2 separate regions of the Homo sapiens genome follow, and region 1 is linked to region 2. The links are chromatin contacts, found by Hi-C or POLR2A ChIA-PET in ENCODE. All regions are on one chromosome and are shown on one strand. The core of a region is the stretch at or near the end of the contact, and the rest is flanking DNA. Distances in the headings are between cores, read along the strand shown.

The links. Hi-C counts contacts between places; a loop is a spot of excess contacts on that map. ChIA-PET counts read pairs that join two places held with the same protein, here RNA polymerase II (POLR2A). Pooled maps may share reads with other maps.
Region 1: a pooled map shows a loop between it and region 2 (7-fold over the local background). The contact joins the promoter of LINC-PINT here to the promoter of NRF1 in region 2. A Hi-C loop is called at or near these places in 7 of 50 pooled maps. POLR2A ChIA-PET finds 5 or more read pairs at or near these places in 2 of 52 experiments (GM12878 and activated T-cell).

What each region holds. Positions count from the first base shown.
Region 1 is chr7:131,108,615-131,111,314 of GRCh38, reverse strand. LINC-PINT (long intergenic non-protein coding RNA, p53 induced transcript) reads left to right here and starts at 1,390. Exons shown (of 8, transcript NR_170176.1): 1 at 1,390-1,578; 2 at 2,512-2,700. It also overlaps a transcript of MKLN1 not described here. RefSeq lists enhancers at 1-143, 2,538-2,700 and silencers at 1,035-1,184, 1,265-1,314.
Region 2 is chr7:129,610,465-129,613,164 of GRCh38, reverse strand. NRF1 (nuclear respiratory factor 1) reads right to left here and starts at 1,445. Exons shown (of 11, transcript NM_005011.5): 1 at 1,341-1,445. RefSeq lists enhancers at 158-297, 1,978-2,027 and a silencer at 598-1,587.

The DNA of each region.
Region 1 (2,700 bases), core at 141-2,640, 1.5 Mb before region 2:
AACCCGATGCCATTCATTTTAATAACACCCTGAGCAGTTTGATTTCCACGGAACACGCTGGTGATTAGAGAGCAGCAGGAGCTTGGGTTCCCTAGCAACAGCATGTGCTTTTGAGACAGTCATTAGCCTTTCAGTTAATCCCATCAACCCCTTACCTCTAAATGTATGACTGACATAAAAAAAATGATGTTTTAGAAAGTGCTTTGAAATTTCCAGGAGTGCAATGGAAGGGAATAATCATAATTAAAAAGTTGTCTGGAGAACTACACTCCAGTGAAGGAAGTAATGTTCCTACGTGCCAAGCCTGTCCGTATATTTCCCTGCTCTCAGTTGTAGGTTTCTGAATCCCCTGTGGCAAAGGGCAAGGGAGGTGAAATTGTTCAGAGTTTCAGGCAGTCTTCTCACCTAAAGTGAGTAGTATTGCAATGTCTCTTGGAATCATGGCTCTGAAGATGAGGAGAGAAGCGGGATGGGCAGTTTGTGTGGTGAGGAGGCTGGCTGCAGGTAGGCTGGGAGGGAATGTCACACATAGTTTTCTTTCTCCTTTAAGCCGAATGAGGTATGCTGGTCAAAGGAACTTGGGGAAGGAGGATGGTGAGGGGAATGAAGTTCTTCTTCCTATTGATTGTTTTGTTGCACCAGAGGCTGTTTGTCCAAGGCCACTGGCCAAGAGCATTATTTTCGTGGCTAAAGTGAGGTTGGGCAGGTTTCCCATCCCTTTCACTAGTTTTGAACAAGACAACCCAGAAAGCGCAGCAAGGCTCTGGGAATATGATGTGGGTTGGCTTTTCCTACTCAGCTGCACCTTAAAGCGCCAGGCCGATGGGCTGATACTTCTCAAACCCTGAATCATTGCCTCCAGCTCTGTCCTGGGTTCAGGATGCACCACTCCACCCTCTGTGTAGCTTGGGGTCAACTTCGGGGCGTCACTCCAATAGTAATTATTGCTGCGTTTGGCTGGACATCCTTATTACGGCCTGGGTCCCTCTCAGCTGGAAACTGGGCTCCTTCAGTTTGGCTGGGGTGACTTCTAGCACTTCCCGCCGCCCCACCTTACCCCCCTGCGCGCTCCCTTCCCAAGGCGACCACCTGCACCGCCCCACTTACCATCTGCCCCGCGGGGAGGGCCCCCCGGGCTAGCGGAGCCCTCCCTGCTCCCGGGCGGCTCTGGAGGAGCTCGGTGTTTGCCTCTAGCCCTTCGCTACCGGAGGATCAGGTTCCTCCCCTCCTCCCCCTCCAGCTCCGGCCGCCGCCGCCGCCGCCGCCGCCTCCTTCTTGCATGACACAGCAGAACCGCAGCTGCTGCAGCAATTTCAAGCCATCCGCCCAGGAAGCGCCGCAACCGGGACTCGGGAGGGGTGGAGGGGGCGAGGCAGAGGCCGCGGCCCCAGGGGATCCTTGGCCCCACTGTGCACCACACACTCCTTTCCCAGCCCAGGGGCACGCGAACAAAATGAGGCTCAAGCTGACCAGGCCGAGCCGGAGGAACGCTGGGGCTTGGCAGCAGAAGGGATGGGACCAGAGAGAAGGGTGTGGAGGAGACCCCAGTGAGGGCCAGGACATTTCAGGTAAAGAGAGGTAAGAAGAGGCCCAGAAGTCAAGGGCCAGACTGTGAAGGTGATTAGAGGTCAAAAGAGGTAAGGAGGTAGAGTTGCAAAGAAGAGAGGCCGAGCTGGGAAGGGCGTGGGGGTGGGGGTAGCTGCAGGGGAGGGTGGGGGGTACAGTCTTTGGGGAGGCCCGAGCTGAGCCCCCAGGCAGAAAAGGGGCTGAGTTGGGAGGCAAGGGAGGTAGGAGGAAAGGGATGAAAAGAATTAGGCATGAGATAGGAAGGTAAAACTTGGGAGAGATATTATAGAATTAGAAGGGTTGGAATGGAGCTCATTCATCATGGCTGATGAAGTAAACTGATGAGGTGGAGAGAGACAGAGTCAAGGCAAGGCCAAACGAAAAGATCTTCCATCCCACTCTTCAGTTTCTTGCGAAGTTTTTCTTGATTCCGCCAATCCACACAGTTTCCTTTATAAAATGGAAAAGCATGAACTAAAAAACCCAGAAATAGCTATCTGGCTTAGATTTACAGGATAAAATCTCCATGTCTGTAAAAACTTTAAGGCAGAAATTTGGGATTTATGGTACAAACCCTTTAAGGGACTGTGAGTCAGTAATACCCACAGCACTCAACATTGTGAGTTTCCACACATCCCTGGACTTGAGTGAGTCTTTCCAAGTGTTTGTTAATGGTACAAATGATGACAAAATTAGTGGTTCAAAAATATTAAAGTGCACATGCTTTTTGCTTTCTCTATGTATACAGAGATTACATATATGTATACTTTCTAGCGTCTAGCAAGTATGGTATGGCTAGGGATAATTATGTTTTTCTGATTATTTTGTTTCCCATCAAACACCCCACGAATTTTACAGCAGACCGCCTTCTTGTCACCATTTGAAAGAATGTGGTCAGAAAAGTAATGCAAAAACTGCCACTTTGGTTTTGTCTGTACCTTCCAGGTCATATCTCCGTACCTCACTTCCTGACACAAACAAGTTTTCACTGTTGTCAGCAACAAAGCCCTAATATAGCTGCGGAAGAGAAAAACTGCATTGCATTTTGCCTCCTGCAAGCATCATCAACAGTTACTGGAGGAACGTAATTCCAGAAAGCTTGAAAGCCGTGGTGATGGTAATTATGTATCAAAT
Region 2 (2,700 bases), core at 196-2,695:
TGTCCCGGGACAAAAGCTCTGCCCAACACTGCCCAAGCTGACAGGCTCACTCACACTACCTTTCTCCTTATGCGTCTCTCAATACGCAGTCTCTGAACACTTAAAAAAATGTGAATTTTGCTCTGACCACATAAAGAAATCAGCACGATTGACACCAGCTCTAAAATAAGCAATTAATATATTCTAATCTAATGCTTAAGAAGAATGGAGAGCAGGCAACAGCTCCTCCAACTGGTTGGAGCAGATATCACTGGAAGCCCCCCAAGTATTAAGATTTTTAAACAACTTCAAGTTCTGGTGGGCACAGCCAAATACACTGCAGAAACTTTGGGACCAGCAGCCACGACACAACAGGTGAGAGAGGCAGCAGACATCATTGCACGATGGAGTGCACAACATTCAATGACAAACCCGAAAAGGTCTGGGGATATGGGAAAATACCATGCACACGGCCATCTCAGAGCCCCTGTCTTTCCAGTGGCAAAAGGTTCTGTTCCTTCGGAGGGGCGTGCCACTCCCCCTCTCCCTCACCCAGGGGACCACCACCCCAGGCACAGGAAGAACCGCGGCCCCTCCGCGGGCACATCTCAGCTGGGGAAGAAAACACAATGTCGCTCCTTATTTCTGCGTACAAAAGGACTTTGCGCCCTCCTCCTCGAACTGCCGCCCCGGCCACCTCCTAACTTGCAAGAAGGTGGGCAACGCGCCATATTCCAGCGTCCCCCAGTCTACCTGGGTAACAAGCCCACGCCACCCCGGCAGGAGGGAAGCTTCGGAGGTCGCCCAAAGAGCCAGCCTCCTCTCCCGCAGGAGACAGCGGCTCCCGCGCCCCAGCCCGGCCCCACCGCGCCGCCCGCCCGCCCGCCCGCGTACGAGAGCCGGGAAGGGCCGAGGGGGCGAGCCGAGAGCCGCGGCTCCGGTCCCGCGCAGCCCGCCCACCTCCCGCTCCCGGGCCCGGCGCACTCTCCCGCGCCTCCCGCTCCCGAGCTGCGGGAAGGCCGGGCCCCGGGTTCCACGGCGGGGAGAAGGCCGCGGCCCCGAGAGCCCCAGGCGGCGGAGGAGGCCGGAACCCTGGGGCTCTCGGGAGGGCAGCGCCTCCCTCCCGAGCCCGCCAGGACGCCTGGGGCCTAGTGCGGCCTGCGCATCCTCGGGGTGGCGGTTTGGCTGGGCCGGGCCGGGGCCCCCCGCCCGAGGCGGGCCGAATCCGGCGGGGGCCCAGGCCCAGAGCCGGGGGCGGCAGGGTGCCGGCTGCGGGGCGGGCCGGCCGGCCGGCGGGCGGGCGGCGTGTTGCGGCTGCGCCGGGGCTGAAATAGCTGGAGATTGCGCGGTAGGGCACTCACCTCAGAGCGGCTGCGCTACCGTGGGCCTGCGCCGTGGAGACTGCGACCGCGCCGGCTCCTCGCAGCCTCCTGCCACCAGCGGCAATGGCGAGCGCTGCCGCTTCTGCCGCCGCCGCCGCCGCCGAGGAGGGGGAGGGGAGGGAGAGGGCACGCACGCGACGCACGGCCCGGCTTCCCCGCCCGGCCGCCGCCATGATGAGGAGGTCGGCGCGGCTGTGCTGCGGGCAGGCAGCGGAGAGGGCTCGCGGCGAGGGCTCCAGCTTACCCCGCCGCCGCGTCGCGTGCACGGAGCGCTTCAGAGGTTTGGAGGGGGCCGGAACCTCAAAAGCAACTGGATGAGCACAACGCGGACGCCCCGGAGAAGCGGCGCAAGCGGGCCCAAAATGGTTGCTGATCAGACGAGTGGCATCTCTCGCCCCCCTACCGCGGGAATTGGGACCTCCAGACTGTGCCTGGGGGATCGGCAAGTGGTTCCCCTCTGGTTTTTTCGGCGCTGCCTTCCCGGTGGTATCCTCACTCTCTCTCTTTGAAATGACCTCTGCTTTCCTATCTCTAACTCTTCCCAGATATTTGAAAGCAAGTTTTTGTACAAAGCAACATATGAATGTATTCAGCCATTCGATCGTTCGGCGAACATTTCTAGGTGTCTCGTGCTGTGCCAGATATTGTTCTGAGTGCGCTGAAGATGCACCTGTTAGCAAGACAAAGTCCTGGCTCCCACGGAGCTTATTCGAAGCAATAGGGGCCCCCAAGCAGGTGCCTGAGAAGTAGGGAGGGGTGGACAGTGGGAAAACAACCTAACGGTGGAGACACACGAGGGGTCTTTTTTTACTTTTAGAAACGGGGGTGGGTGGTCACCCTATGTTGCCTAGGCTGGTCTCGAACTCCTGGGCCCAAGCGATCCTCCCGACTCAGCCTCCCAAAGTGCTGGTATTACAGGACACCATGCCCGGCAGAGGGGTCGTTTTTGTTGTTTTTTTAGTGTCGTCAGGAGACTCCCTCCATCAGAATTACTCAGGCTGATTGTTTTGAGTCCTGGGACCCAGTTGGTATCCAGAATCTTGGCTTGTTTGCCTAGGAACCTGCATTTTCACATCCCCATCTCCACACCCCTGGTGATTCTTATGCATATAATAATGTGAAAAGCATTGCATTGAAGAATTGCTAAAGGGTGTCAGAAAACGGATTAACAAAATCAGGAAGCTTTAATTTTCAAGATTCTATTAACCTCAAAATTCAACATATCCAAAAATTGAATGTCTTTTTCTCCAGTGTTTTCTAGGAGAGTGCCAACACTAGCCACCCAAGTGCTCAAGCCAGAAACCTGGAAATGATCCATTACTCTTTCCTCTGTCTCTGG